Regions from separate parts of the Homo sapiens genome. Here regions 1 and 3 are each linked to region 2. The links are chromatin contacts, found by Hi-C or POLR2A ChIA-PET in ENCODE. All regions are on one chromosome and are shown on one strand. The core of a region is the stretch at or near the end of the contact, and the rest is flanking DNA. Distances in the headings are between cores, read along the strand shown. Region 1 holds the start of COL16A1 (collagen type XVI alpha 1 chain). Region 2 holds the start of PTP4A2 (protein tyrosine phosphatase 4A2). Region 3 has its middle 23 kb from the start of ADGRB2.

Evidence for each region. Hi-C counts contacts between places; a loop is a spot of excess contacts on that map. ChIA-PET counts read pairs that join two places held with the same protein, here RNA polymerase II (POLR2A). Pooled maps may share reads with other maps.
Region 1: a pooled map shows a loop between it and region 2 (2.7-fold over the local background). The contact joins the promoter of COL16A1 here to the promoter of PTP4A2 in region 2. A Hi-C loop is called at or near these places in 1 of 168 maps with a recorded cell type or tissue (cardiac septum) and 9 of 50 pooled maps. POLR2A ChIA-PET finds 5 or more read pairs at or near these places in 5 of 52 experiments (AG04449, BJ, H1 and 2 more).
Region 3: a map of B cell shows a loop between it and region 2 (1.8-fold over the local background). The contact joins the enhancer-like site here to the promoter of PTP4A2 in region 2. A Hi-C loop is called at or near these places in 5 of 168 maps with a recorded cell type or tissue (B cell, IMR-90, dorsolateral prefrontal cortex and 2 more), 5 of 37 single-sample maps with no recorded cell type and 14 of 50 pooled maps. POLR2A ChIA-PET finds 5 or more read pairs at or near these places in 14 of 52 experiments (A549, AG04449, B cell and 11 more).

What each region holds. Positions count from the first base shown.
Region 1 is chr1:31,702,296-31,706,630 of GRCh38, reverse strand. It overlaps COL16A1 (collagen type XVI alpha 1 chain), which reads left to right and starts at 2,614. Exons shown (of 71, transcript NM_001856.4): 1 at 2,614-2,794. RefSeq lists a silencer at 1,144-1,193.
Region 2 is chr1:31,935,836-31,940,442 of GRCh38, reverse strand. PTP4A2 (protein tyrosine phosphatase 4A2) reads left to right here and starts at 2,075. Exons shown (of 6, transcript NM_080391.4): 1 at 2,075-2,456. RefSeq lists enhancers at 1,489-1,758, 2,869-2,918 and silencers at 1,819-2,198, 2,401-2,572, 2,349-2,688.
Region 3 is chr1:31,784,911-31,789,552 of GRCh38, reverse strand. No RefSeq gene overlaps it. Among named protein-coding and RNA genes, the nearest start is that of ADGRB2, 23 kb to the right of the region's middle. RefSeq lists silencers at 161-450, 781-830 and an enhancer at 616-1,391. Within about 2 kb of position 1,317, at least 40 of the 41 ENCODE cell types and tissues checked have a DNase peak (open chromatin) inside an H3K27ac peak, as active enhancers do; they include B cell, CD4-positive, alpha-beta T cell, IMR-90 and 3 more, where a contact is called at or near this core.

The DNA of each region.
Region 1 (4,335 bases), core at 1,365-3,864, 230 kb after region 2:
GTGGTGATTAGCAGCATTGATTACCTCGTGGTGATGCCATCTGGGGTGAGGGCGCTGAGCCCAGCCTCACGGGATACCCGGGTTGCTGGCGTGCAGGGCTTTCTGGCACTGACTGCATGTAAAAGTGTCAGCACAGCTGCATGTATGCATGTGTGTACATGTGTCAGTGTGTGCATGTCCCAGTGGCTGTTTCTCTGGGAGCCGAGTCTGTGTGGCCATCTATGTCTGTGTGCACACATGTATGTGCTGCAGGTCTGCAGGCTTCTCTGCTTGCATATCTGAGTAATTATGCCTGTGGTCACATGTATGTTTATGTGCACACATGTCTATGTGTACAGGCATGTGTCTGTGTGTGCACATTCGAGTATATACAGTGCTGTATGCAGGCATTCTGAGAATTATGTACCTGTGTTTGGATATGTCCAGGGATATATTTCTGTGGGGTAATCTGGGCTCTTACATGTGTTTCTGTGTATCTTTGATGTGGAGGCGTATCTTGAGTCTCTACACATCTGTGTGTAACTGTTTCTAGGGCCAGGGTGTGTCTGTGTGAACATGAGTGCCTATACATGCATATGGAGTCTGCGTACTCAAGTGCTGTGCTAGAACTTTACCTGACTGCGTGTTTCTGGATGTGTGCACGTATGTGTGGAAGGGAGGAAGGGGCATGGGCACATTCCTAGACTGTCTATGATAGTGTTTCTAGGCGTAAGGTGTGTCCCAGGCTTGGCTGTTCCTGTGAGCACCCTTGGGGTGCTGTGGGAAGGCATCTGGCTCTCCCTTCTCAGGTTCCTCCATCCCTGGCCCAGCCACCTGCCCTGTCTGGGGCACGGGTGGGAGCTGTCAGGATGGCATGGTGGTTAAGAGCACGTGCTGAGTCTAGGCTGGCTGGACATGAGTTCTGCTCCACCACTGACTAGCTGTGGGATCCCGGGCAAGTTGTGTTTTTCCTGTGCTGCAGGTTTGGGAATAAAAATGGAATTCTGCCTTAAGGCGTTGTTGTAAAGATCGAAGGAGTTAGCATATGTGAAGTTCTCAGCACAGAGCCTGACCTATATGCGCTTCCCACCTCTCCCGAGTGCCCACTGCTGGGGCAGCACCCTCTGGTAGGGCAGGCGGGGCCTGTGCCCACCCACCCCGCAGGCCAGAGTGCTCAGAAGGCCCCACCCCCTCCGCTTCCCGCCTGCTGAGCTCAGCACTTCCCAGGCCCCACCACTGCCACAGCCACATCTGGGGCCAGCTCCTCACTGGGACCACAGTGGGGCGCCTCTGTGGCGTGGTTGGGGTTTCCGCTGACTCAGCGCCTCTGGGTCTGGAGGCGGGAAATCCCAGGCCTGCCCCTACAACCTCCCCCTACCCCGGGTTAGCCGAGGCCACAGGGCTAGGCGCGTTGCTTCCACAGAGCCCCCAGAGCCCCCCTCAACTGGGGACGCTCAGTTTCTCCCTCTTCAGCCCAGCATCTCATGGCCTCTTGAACCTACTTTGTGGATCCTCAGCCTTGGTGCCAATAAATTTGCTTTCGGTCTACAGCGGGAGGAGACCCTTGGTGGGGATTCCACCTTGGTCAACGGCCCTGCCTCTGGGCAGAACTCGGAACATTACCGGCTCCTTCCTCCTCAGAGCTCCAATCTTTCAGCCCAGCTCAATTCCTCTTGCGTCCTTGGACCGTGAATATAAAGCAGGTCCCTCCCCAGTGCTGGTGTAAAGGCTTGAAATCCAGTCCCGTCCCCTGCCAGGGATCACAGTAATAACGATAATAGCAGCAAATATTTACTGAGCTCCTCTCATGTGCCAGACCGTGTGCTAAGCGCTTACAGCCTTTGGCCCATTTCCTGCTTACAGCAAAGGTCTATGAGGCATATACTCTCACGATCCCATCTTCCAGATGAGAAAACGGAGTATGGTTACACAGCACATTTGGAACCGCAAAGCCAGAGCAGGGGCCAGGGATTTGAGCCCTTCCAACCTCATGGAGTAAGGAGGAATAAGGGGACTCCCTCAGTCTCACTTCTCTGGGAGTCAGGCCAGAGCAGAGGGGGTTAATTTAGCACGGAGGAGGGAGGGGGTTCCCACCCTCCTCCTCCCAGTACAGACAGACCTAGGGACAGACTGACTGGGAATGTTAGGCAGAGGAATTGGAAAAAGCTGACCACCGAGGCTTGGGCGGCAGCCACATCATGGGTGCCACGCACTTGGGAGGAGGGTCTCTACCCTGCTCCCTCCACCCCTGTCCCCTCCCCGCCCCCCCACCCCGCAGCCTTCTGGGGGCCCAGCCAGGGACATGGAAAGGGGGAGCTCTTCAAACTCCAGGCCTGACTCTTAAAGGGCCCGCAGGAGCCCCCTTCCAGGGCAGCTCTGGGCACGTAGGGTCCCGCCTAGCTCGAGGATCGCTCACCTGGCGGTGAGGCAGGAGGGGCGGGCCTGGGAGCTCGGCCAGACCCGGGGCGGGGCTGTGCACCCCGCAGTCTAGCCGCCTCTGGTGCCGCTGGAGCCCCCTCTAGGCCCTCCTCCTCCTCCTCCCTGGCGGGCCGGTCCAGCTGTGTTCCATTAGTGTCCCTGGCAGGCCCCCAGCCCCCTGGAACCGCCTCTCTTCCCCCACCCGGAGTGGCCGGCAGTCCCCGGCAGGCGTGCGCCGGGCAGCAGACAGCCGGGAGAGCTCGAGCGCCAGGAAGCTGGGGACCCGTGACCGTCACGGAGAGATAGAGAACCCCTAGCGGACCTGAGGAACCTGGGCTCTGCTTCCTCCGCCTGCTGCCTGGACTGCTCAGTGAGGTGGGGGGATCCCCGGCCACCGGTAAGTAGGGATACAGTGGGCGGCCTCAGGGCTCTGGGCTGAGAGGCCCTTTCTGCCAGACTTGCTGTGTGACCTGAGGAAAGTGGCATTCCCTCTCTGGGCCTTGGTCGTCTTCTCTAGAGCGAGATGAGCTCTAAACTCCATCCTGGTTCTGACTCCCTGCGCCCAAATCTATGCCTCTGTGTTGGGGTGAGCCGTCTCCTTGGAAGCTTCTCTGGCTCTGTCCTTGCAGCCCTGCACTCTGGCTGGAGCCTGAGGAGTGGCGACCAGAGACTAGGAGCCGGAAGGGGACAGGATCACATCCATCCTCACGCCTCCACATGCACCCACATGGCGCCACAGCTGGCAGCCCTTCTATTGGCTGGCAGGAGGAAGACCAGGATAGGGTTTGAGAGCTGGGATGTGTATATCACTAGGATGGGGGATGAATAGGCAGGCTGGGGGCACAGTTCTGTCCCAGGGAGAAGGGGGCTGGAGTCCTATCTCCAAATATATTGGGGTAAGGGGTCCTTTCTGTTTTCATTTCCTATCCATGATTGAGGGAAGGAAAATTGGATTTCATTAGAGTTGGAAGGAATGCAGTCAGACTTGCATTAGAACTTCCCAACAGGAAGACCTACAGGAGGAGTGGTCATAGGCTGGCTGTGCGCATGTGGGTATATGCAAGCTGGTGTGTCTGGGTATATCAGCGAGCATATGTTTCCGTGAGCATGCCTGTGTGCAGATAGCTTTGTATGCACACTGGTACCACATATGTGTCCTTATGTACATGTACCTGCGCATCTGCATGTGCTGTGCTGACACATGCATGGCTCTGTGTTTGTGCACGTGAGCTGCCTGTCCTGGGGGAGGCCAGACGATGTATGGCTCTGCTGGCCACTTGCTGAGCCTGCATCGATTTATCTGGGCCCATCCATCAGGGTTTAATAAAACTAAAAGACAAGCATCCATCAGCTGGGGGCGGGGGTGGCTGGCAATGAGGTCCTGAGCCCTAGAGACCTGCTCTCCTGCCCACTATACCTATGGGGAAAGCTTCCTTGGCCCCCACACAGCCCTATGGAAGGCTGTGGCCCACAATCTCAGCCCAGTCACCAGCCCCTGACCCTGTGGGTGCCTGGGAGGGCTTCCTGGGCTGAGCTGGGTGCGCTAGTAAGGTATCAGGCTGGTATATATACCAGGACAGTGCACAAGATGCTAGACTTGAAATACTTCCACGTGTCTTGAAGAATAGCCTCTTCTTTAAGCCCTCATCACTATTCCAACTTCTCTGGCCTTCTAAGACCTTCTAGACCTCTCCCAATCCAGCAAGTATCCACTGGCACAGCCAGATGCTGCCTGGACACTATTTCAGTGCAGTAGGCAGCTTTCTGCTTTGCCTGAAAGCTGGTATCCGTGCCATACCGGTGGTTAAATATTTTGAATATCGCCTCTGCTCAAATCCTAGCCCAAGGGCTGTGGTTGGGCCTCTGAGAGAGACTGATGCCTGGCCAGACCTCCTGCCACCCCAATACCAGTGCCTGGGCCCCACAGGCTGTCCACGA
Region 2 (4,607 bases), core at 826-3,325:
GGTGGAGGGAAGGGTCATTCACTTGGTCAGACAATCTACTAGATGAAAACAAACAAGCAAACAATCTGCTAGACTGCCCCAAATAGATCCATTTAAGCAGGGGAGAATCTGAAAACAGGCAATTACAATTCCATGTTAAGTACTATGGTAGAGTATTGCACAAGGTGTTTTGCAACTTTATCGGAAGAATCAATAACTCACAGACGCAGCAAAAGTTTTGCAGAGGTGGTAGCTCTTTCTTTCAAATCAGTCTATGTTTCCAGGAAGTAGAAAATACTGCTTGCTGGAGGCAGACAGAATGCAAGTGAGCCCAGTCTGTGCTCCTCACCTAAGGGCCTTGCTACTGATCTGCAGCCCCTCCTGCTCCTCAAGGCCTCTCTCAACTCCCACACAGCCCTGCTAGCCAGCCTTGCCCTAGAATACCCCCTCCTGGGCCACCTGGTGGTGAACATCCTGGACTCTGTGCTGTGGCTTGATGCGGCTGAGTCATAAGACCTTTCTTTTTACTGCTAAGCGCTAATGGAAGCCTTCTGGTCAGAAGCAATGCCCCAAGTCTACCTTGTGGGGAAGGTCTAATGACGACAGATCACTGCTTCTCCCCGCAGGGCTGGATGAGCATGGATGTGGTGGCGAGGTGGGGGAGAAGCACCCACGGGAGCATCTTCATTTCTTCCTATATAGGCGCCAGTTCTGGGCAGGCAAGACTTCCCAGGGGTGGACAGAAAGAACAGACCCTCCCCAACCCGCAATTCCCAGGGGGAGACATCTCCCTCCCAAGCCAGCCTCCAATGCCGCACTTTGCCATCTGGTCGTGGCCCAAACCAGCCTCCTAGCTCGCTAGTGACCACATTTTCCAAACCAAAACTCAGGACGCATGATCTGGCAAAGAATTTCTGGCTAGCTTCCAAATGCAAGAGGCAAAAACCTTTCCACCTGAGAATCTCTACGATAATCTGCGTCGTTAAAGGTGACATTAAGTCGGAAAGCTTGAAATTCAGGGTCTCTTCTTTCTCACTTTCTCAACTCAAGCGTTTTCTTTTTCTTTCTTTTTTTTTTTTGAGACGGAGTCTCACTCTGTCGCCCAGGTTGGAGTGCAGTGGCACGATCTCGGCTCACTGCAAACTCCGCCTCCCGGGTTCAAGTGAGTCTCCTGCCTCAACCTCCCGAGTAGCTGGGATTACGGCCCTCCTTCCGGGCGGGCGCCACCATGCCCAGCTAATTTTTGTATTTTTAGCAGACACAGGGTTTCACTATGTTGGCCAGGCTGGTCTCGAACTCCTGACCTTGTGATCTGCCCTCCTCGGCCTCCCAAAGTACTGGGATTACAGGTATGAGCCACCGCGCCTGGCCCTTCTCAAGCGTTTTCATACGTTGTTATCGATACGTGAAAGAGCCCATGAGGTAGCTGATTATTATTTCCATTTAATAGTTGATAATACTTGGAATCACTTGCCCAAGATCCTACATCCTGAAAGTCTGAATTTTGGCTTGTCAGGGACAGTTCTTAGGGTGGGTGTGTGTCTTGTGGGCAGAGCTGGGGGTGGCGTATTAATATCTTCGACGAAGATGCACACGCCATTCATTTGGGGCCTCAGGAAGGGCAGCCGAGAACTGAGCTGGCCAGGTTCCCACTTCTGAGTTGGAAATCCCCAAGCCCAGGACGTGGCGGCCACCCCGTCCCATCAGGATCTGACCCGAGGCCTTAGGGCCAAGTAGCGAGAAAGAACCCTTCGACCTTGCAGGTCACACCTCGGCTGCAGGCCCTCGACCCAGCCCAGGTGCGGATGGGCGGGGCGCAGCGTGGGCGAGCGACTCCCCAGGCCACGTTCTGCCTTCCCTCCCCGATCACATGGACTCGCCTTCCGTAGCCGGGAGTGCGGAGCGGAACGAACCACGAGGAGGAGGAGCGGGGGAGGCGCCCAGGGCAGTGGGTCAGCGCCCCGCGGGGCAGGTGGGCGGGCCCAACTGCCCGCGAGCCGGCCAGCCAGCCAGTCAGCGAACGCGGAGGGCGGGCCGGTGGCCCTGCGCGCCGCGCCCCGCAGCGCCCCCTGAGGGGCGGCGGCGGGAGCTGGTTCCGGCTGCGCGCGCAGCGGTGGTGGTGGCGGCGCGATCGGCCGGGCTGTAACCGTCGTCTGTCCGGGAGCGGCTGGAGCGGCAGCGGCGGCCGGGCACGGCGCGAGGTGACGCCACAGGGCAGCGGCGGCAGCGGAGGCAGCGGCGGCAGCAGGAGACGCAGCGGCGGCCGCAGCAGCAGCAGCAAGACGGACTCGTGGAGACGCGCCGCCGCCGCCGCCGCCGGGCCGGGCCGGGTGTCGCGCGCCGAGGCTGGGGGGGAGTCGTCGCCGCCGCCGCCACCGCTACCGCCGCCGCCGCCGCCGCCGAGGTGACTGAGGAGAGAGGCGCCTCCTCGCTCCCGCCACCGCCGGACTTCAATGCCCAGTCCCCAGCTCGCCAGCGTGAGTGCGCCCCTCCCGGGCGGCCCCCGCGCCGGCGCCGGGGGCCTCGGGGAAGGGGAGGGCGGGAGGCGCCGCAGCCATTAGTGCAGGCCGGAGACACGTCCCCGGAAGGAGGGCCGGGCCGGGCCGGGGCGGGGGAGCGAGGGTGGGTGAGCGAGGGGCGGGCTCGTGTGTGTGGAAGGGAGAGAGCTGTGCGAGCGTGGGGGAGAGTGAGTTGGTGAAGGGAGGGCGTGTGAGTGGGGGACAGGGCTGAGTGTCCGTGCGAGGAGGTGGGGGGAGTGGGAGCGCGTCGGGAGGCAGTGTCGATGTTGGGGGAATGTGGGTGAGGGCAGGGGAGGGTATGGGTGTGTGGGGAGCGTGTGGGCATGAGGGGTGGTGGTAGAATGAGTGAGTAAATGGGGGAGGAGAGAGTTGAGAGTGTGGTAAAGAGCGGGTGAGTGTGGGGGGAGAACATGGTGTGTGTCGGTGAGAAGGTGCGTGGCAGAGGCAGGAGTGTGGTAGGGTGTGCCGGCGTGTGTCCAGTGTGTGAGCAGGCATCCTAGAGGCCCTTCCCCTTGGTCTTTGTGTGTGGCGATAGTGAACCCTGGTGTGTTGGGTTGGGGAGTTCTTTCCGGGAGCATCTTGTCCGTGGGTCTTCAGGTTCAAGTATGAGGAAAGGGGGTATAAGTCTCCTCCAGCGGCACTATGATCTTCTGGCTCTGGGATTTTAATTTTTTTCCCCCAGAAAGGATGTGATGTGTTTTTTTGTTGTTGTTCTATACATTTTTTTCTCCCACGTTTCATGACTTCAAAGTAAATTTTCAAATTTGTCAATGATGCCATCCTATCCTAGTCTGGGGCCCCTGAGAGCTAACGAAAAGAAGTTTGTCTGTTGCCCAAAATCCTACACTCTGGCCTGTAGAGTGTTCAGGAGCATAAACTTTTGTAAAGTACTGCTAGTTTTTCAGGTGAAGAGTATTTTATTGTTAGGTAAATTGAACTGTAGTCTGGTTTATTATTTCCTGGAATTTGTCAAGAAATTAGCAGTGACTAGCAATTCTAGTGTCACTGTAGGCATTCAGCAAATGTTTGTCTGTCCGGAGTCGCCAAACTACATTACACTGCTGAGTTGGAATATGGTACTTGCTGTCATGCTCTGTAAGAGAGAGTAGTTTCAGAGGGAAGTGAGTGAAGTTATGCCTTGCTGAGTGTGCAAAAGGAGATTAAGGATACAGAATGACACATTATCAGGGCTTCAGAATCACTTGCCAGCACACCATTGTATTGGTGAAGATGGTGAGAAGTTGTTTGCTGGTATTCTGATCTTGGCATTTTTAAGTTTCATAATGAATGGACTAATTATTATCATGGACTTTTCCCATTCTTGTGTTGTAAAAGTAGGGATTCTTGAAGAGTAGTACCTTGATAGGGATTTTACACATTGATATAATCTTAAAAATGATGTTATCTTAAAAATAATGTCTCCTAGAAGTTGGTAGTCTTTCACTTGATCTTAGCCAAAAGGCCGAGAAGCGATAGAAGTTGGTAGTCTTTCAGTATAAGCAAAGAGTAGTATGGTCCTTTTGTTTTTTTTTTGTTTGTTTTTGAGATGGAGTCTCGCTCTGTTTGTTGCCCAGGCTTCCCGGGTTCAAATGATCTTCCCGCCTCAGCCTCCCAAGTAGCTGAGAATACAAGTGTGTGCCACCACACCCGGCTAATTTTCATATTTTTAGTAGAGATGGGGTTTCACCTTGTTGGCCAGGCTGGTCTCGAACTCCTGACCTCCAGTGATCCACCTGCCTTGGCCTCCCAAAGTGCTGGGATTAACAGGCGTGAGGGTGGTCCTTTTGATAGTGAACATAATAGAATTACAGGCAAAATCACTGATGTGTAATTAAAAGTTAGAAATTATATTTTTCGGCTGGGCAAGCTGGCTCATACCTGTAATCCTAGCACTTTGGGAGGCTGAGGCAGGAGGATCGCTTGAGCCCAGGAGTTCGAGACCAGCCTGGGTAACATGGTGACTCCATTTCTACAGAAAATACAAAAGTTAGGCGTGGTAGTGCGTGCCTGTAGTTCCAGCTATCCCGGAGGCTGAGGTGAGAGGATCTTGTGAGTCCAGGAAGTCAAGGCTGCAGTGAGCCAGTGAGACCCTCTCTCAAAAAAAATAAG
Region 3 (4,642 bases), core at 68-2,567, 150 kb after region 2:
GGGGCCAGAAGGGCCCTACCCGCTCTTTGCTCACCCCTTCGCAAAGTCCACCCATGTACAGGCCTCACCCTGGCCCCTGCTGGACTGGAAGGGGTGGGGCGATGGTCGGTTGGGGGAGCCCTTCTTCTCTGCCCCATGAGCTCTGCGGCTGCCCTACCCGCGGACGACAGCAGAGGGGGCCCTCGGCCTTGGGATGGAGGTCGGGGCTGGCAGGACCGGAGTCAAAGCGGGGGGTGGGGCGAGGTGCGGGAACTTAGCGCAAGGAGTTGGAAGCGGGGGCGGGGTAGGATGCGGGTGGGGTGCGGGTGAGGGGTAGGGAGAGGGGGCTGGACAGTTGAACCGGGAGAGGGAGCGGGGCTCCTTCGGGAACTTTTCCGGCTCGAAATGGCCTGGGAGCGCCGCAGCCTCCGCGCTCTATGCAAATGACGCAAATTACTATGCAAACCTACAGCTTGGTTCTGAGCCCACAGTTTGGGTGGTTTTCCTAATGCAGTTGGTATGGAGGGAAACGGGTGTGCACTCCCTCCCCTCCAGGTCCAGGGCTTCCTCCGGAGAGCCGCCAGAGCCGCTCTCCTGGAACACGCAGGCAAGAGCGAGCTCTGTACCCTGGGCAGGGATTTCCTTTGGGAGCTTCAGTTTTCCCTTCTGTAAATGGGGGTGATAACGCGGCTCTGTAACAGCTCGCCCGTGGAAGGGCTGTAGGTGGGCCCCGAAATCCTGCAGCCTGCTAAACATGACACCCTCCCCCACCCCCGCCACCTTTTGGCCCCAGTCCACGAGCCCCTTGCCCCTCTCTCTCTCGGCAGAAGCCTGGAGCGAGGATTAGGCATGACGTTGCTAGGGGGCGTGACTGACGGTTGCTAGGCTCCAGGGACGTTGCTATGCAACGCTGGGCGGGGCTTGTTGTTGCTAGGCCGGAGCCGGAATCGCCCGGGACCCGGAAGGGACACCTCGCGCCCTGGGTTTTAGTGGAAGGCGCCCCAGGCTACCAGGGATCGCGACACTGCTCTCCCGGTGACTTTCTTCGGGCCTGAGCTTCCCCCGGCTGGACGCAGTTTCTGAGGGTCCTTCCGGTTCACACTCTGCCACTCCGTGATCCTCTTGGCTCCGGAGTGAAGAACCCTGCGTCTTTGTGCACGTGTCTGTGCGCCTGCCTGTGAGGGGGGTGGGGGTGCAGAGCGGGTATCGCTTTTGGATTTCCATAGCAACTGCTCCTGTGTCACCCCATTGCTCCCAAAGGTTTGAGCGGTTGCTTGTACAAATTTACATATATCTGCATGTCATTAACATAGAGGCGGGGCCGGAACTTGTTTGGGCAACTATCCCTGGACGGTTCTCTTTGCTTCTTCCTCATCCCGTCTGATAGGCATGTGGGCTGCGCATGCGTGAGTGTTTAGCCTGTCCATGTTCTCAGATGTGGGGTGGATGAGTGAGCTGTGACAGTGACCATCAGTTCCCTTTCCCCACGTCCCCTTATTGAACCCTTAGCATGAATCCATCCAGATATCCCTGACTGAAGACACCCAGCTTCCCAAGCAATGCCAGGCCTTGTTGGCACTCCAATTCCTTTTCTGGCTGTGTGGCCTTGACAAGTTTAGTTACCCTCTCTGTGGCTCAGTTTTCTTCTCTGTAAACAGGGATACTAATCTCTAACTTACCAGGTGATGGGAGGGTTTAACTGGTTGCCACTTTTACACACACTAATTGCTGCTTTCTGGCCTACAGTAGGCACTCAGTGGTGCTCCCTTCCTCCCTCCCTGGAGCCCAACTCTTCTCAGAACCCAACCAAAGCAAATCAACTTCAGTTGCCGCTTAAGACATGACAACTAGACACCAGAAGAACTTCCAGATGTCAGGGCAGACTGGATTTGATGCACAGGATGAGGACTATTGTTTTCTCTATTTGTCCTTCTTGGAAGCTGGAGGTCAGGTTGGTGAGTGTGGACCCTCCTACCGCCTCCCCCTTATACCCTTGTCTCTCTCAGGGAGCCCACTGGTTTCCAGAAAACTTGCTTTCTTGTCCCAAAGGCCTGGAGCCTGAGACGGCTGTAGCAGTGACAGCTGAGCTTGGGAGGCCCGAAGACCAGGGCAGAGCAGGTGGTGGCTAAGGAAGTACCTTCCAGGACTGAGGTGTTTGGGATGGAGCAGGACTGGGATGGAAGGGAGACTGAGAGCAGAAACTGCTTGGAGAGCCACATGTCTGTTCCTTTACCAGAGAGGACTGGGGAACCCTGGGGCCACCCCCTTGCCCTTTCTGAGCCTCAGTTTCCCTGTTGTAGGCAGTAAGGACTCCTCTGTTTCAACTTGTGTGGGGGGTAATAAGTCAGCTCAGTATGGAGAACCTTCTCGTTGCTGCAGCTATGTAACAGTGCCATGGAGGGAGTTCCCTGTTCTTTGCACTGTGCAAGCAGAAGCCGAGAGGGACCCCTTAAGTGTGCTGGATAGGAGCAGCAGAATTCCTGGAGGCTCTTGTTCATTTAAAAACTGGGGTTGGCTCCTATCCTGTGTGGAGGAAGATTGTTGGTGATGGACAGGGATGTAAGAACTGGGTTCCAAGGGGTTGAGTGGCTTCCTGGAGGAGGTAGGACTGCATGGAGACCATACTCTGCAGTTGTCACTCTGACTGCTGTATGCAAGACTGCTGTCTGCTGGTGGATGGCGGTGGGCCAGCCAACTGTGCTCCACAGGTGAGGGTTCCAGGGACAGGCTGTGAGCCTGGCAGTGTCCGGCTGGCCCGCCTGTGTCCCACTCTGGGGGCCAATTAAGTCTCCATCCCTAGTCGCGCCGATTAACAGTTAATAAGGCAGCAAACACCTGCAGCTATGGAGGCGAATTAAGAGCAACAGTCGGCATAATACACAACCCGATAAGTGAGCAATTAACAACCGGAGAAAGATTAATAGAAGCAATTACGTTCCTACTCGGAGCTCTGTAAATACAACTGTCAATGGCCAGGGTATTCAGTTCAGTCCTGCCTGGCCCCACCCCGGGCCACAGCCTCTGTTGGCAGGGGTGCCCACTGAGCCAGACTGTGGATCCTGGACCGCAGAGGCATGTACACAGGCACAGATATGCAAATGCACACAGAGATATACACATCCAGACATACTTAGAGAGGTGGCCCACAGAATGCAGTCATATAGATATAAAAATTCCCCACTGTCTCACATACTCGCATTCACAGACGGGTACACACAGACACACATAGGGCCTTCCAGAAGCATACACAGAGATACACAGAAAAATACCCACAGTGTCATAAAGATACATTTTCACAGAGCTAGAGCCACACAGACTACCAGTGACACTCACATATACAAACAGACGTGTAGACACACACAGATTTTTACTCATAGGGTCACATATGCATGCAACCCTCCTGTGATGCCCTTCAGAGGGTTGTCCATAGTGGGTGAGGGCGGCAGCAGGGCCCTGGACTGAGAGAGAACTGGAGTGAACTGGAGAGAATTGAACTGAGAGAGAACTGGAGGGTGGGAGGGGACACGGGAGGGACAGAATGTGTGTGAAAACATGCAAGTGTGTCTGCATGCATGTGACTCTAAGCATGTGCATCTTTGCAAGAATGTGTTTCACCCATGTATGGGCACATTACTGTGTGTAAACATGCATGTGCCTATACGTCTGTGTGGCTGCATGAGGTGAGTGTCTCATGATGCCTGGGTATATGTACGTGTACTGTGCCCAGCAGATCTGTGACTACACATGTGGGTGTCTGGATCACGTGTGATCACGCTGTGCCAGTGTCCATGTCTAGGTAATTGTGTGCCTGTACTTCCGAGTGGCTTTACATGTGTCCTGTCTCTGTGCTGGGGCCAGGGAGGGACGCTTCCCTGGGAAGCCTGGGATGGTGCCTGAAAGCAGAGTTGTCCCCCCACTGCCCACCACCGGAATGGGGCTCAAGGACAGGCAGGGATGCTCTCAGCCTGACTTGGCTTCCCTCACAGGGACTTCAGCCCCTTTCAAGAGATTGACATGGAGGTTAATTTCTCCTGCTTGAAAGCTGAGCCAGGAATTCACTGAGCACCTTCCTCTTAAAGCCACAGCTCCAGTCCCCACTGGGCTCAAGCCCTCCCCACCCTTGTCTCCACCCTGAGCTTCCCTGGGAAAACCCCCAGACGTGAGACCCATGCACTTTGCTCGCGTTCTGGGACATACACTGTCATGCACAGAATACAGTCATGCAGACACACAAACATGGCCAGTCACGAATACGAACACATCACATTTTGCTTGTGACACCCCGACCTAGCCAGTGTGTGCACAGGCTGGCCACACACACAAAATCCCACACAGCTGCACCCCCACATGTCCACTTGCCCATCACTCTCTGAGATGAGCCGAGTGCCAAGCCGGAGGGCCCAGAGGGGTATCCTGCGACAGGTCCCCCCACCTTCCCCAGCCTGGCCAGATGGTGGAGGCTGACAGGCCCCAAGGGAGCTCTCCATCACCGCTAACCCGCTGGCTGCCAGGCGGGCACTGAGGCCTGGCTCCGCCAGAAGTAGGCTGGGGTGTAAATAAGGAAGTAATGAAGCTCATCAGCCTCTCCCCTCAGCCCCCACTGCCCCAGGCCAGGATAGAGCCTGTCCCAAGGTCTCTCATTCACACTCAGACATCTACAGGA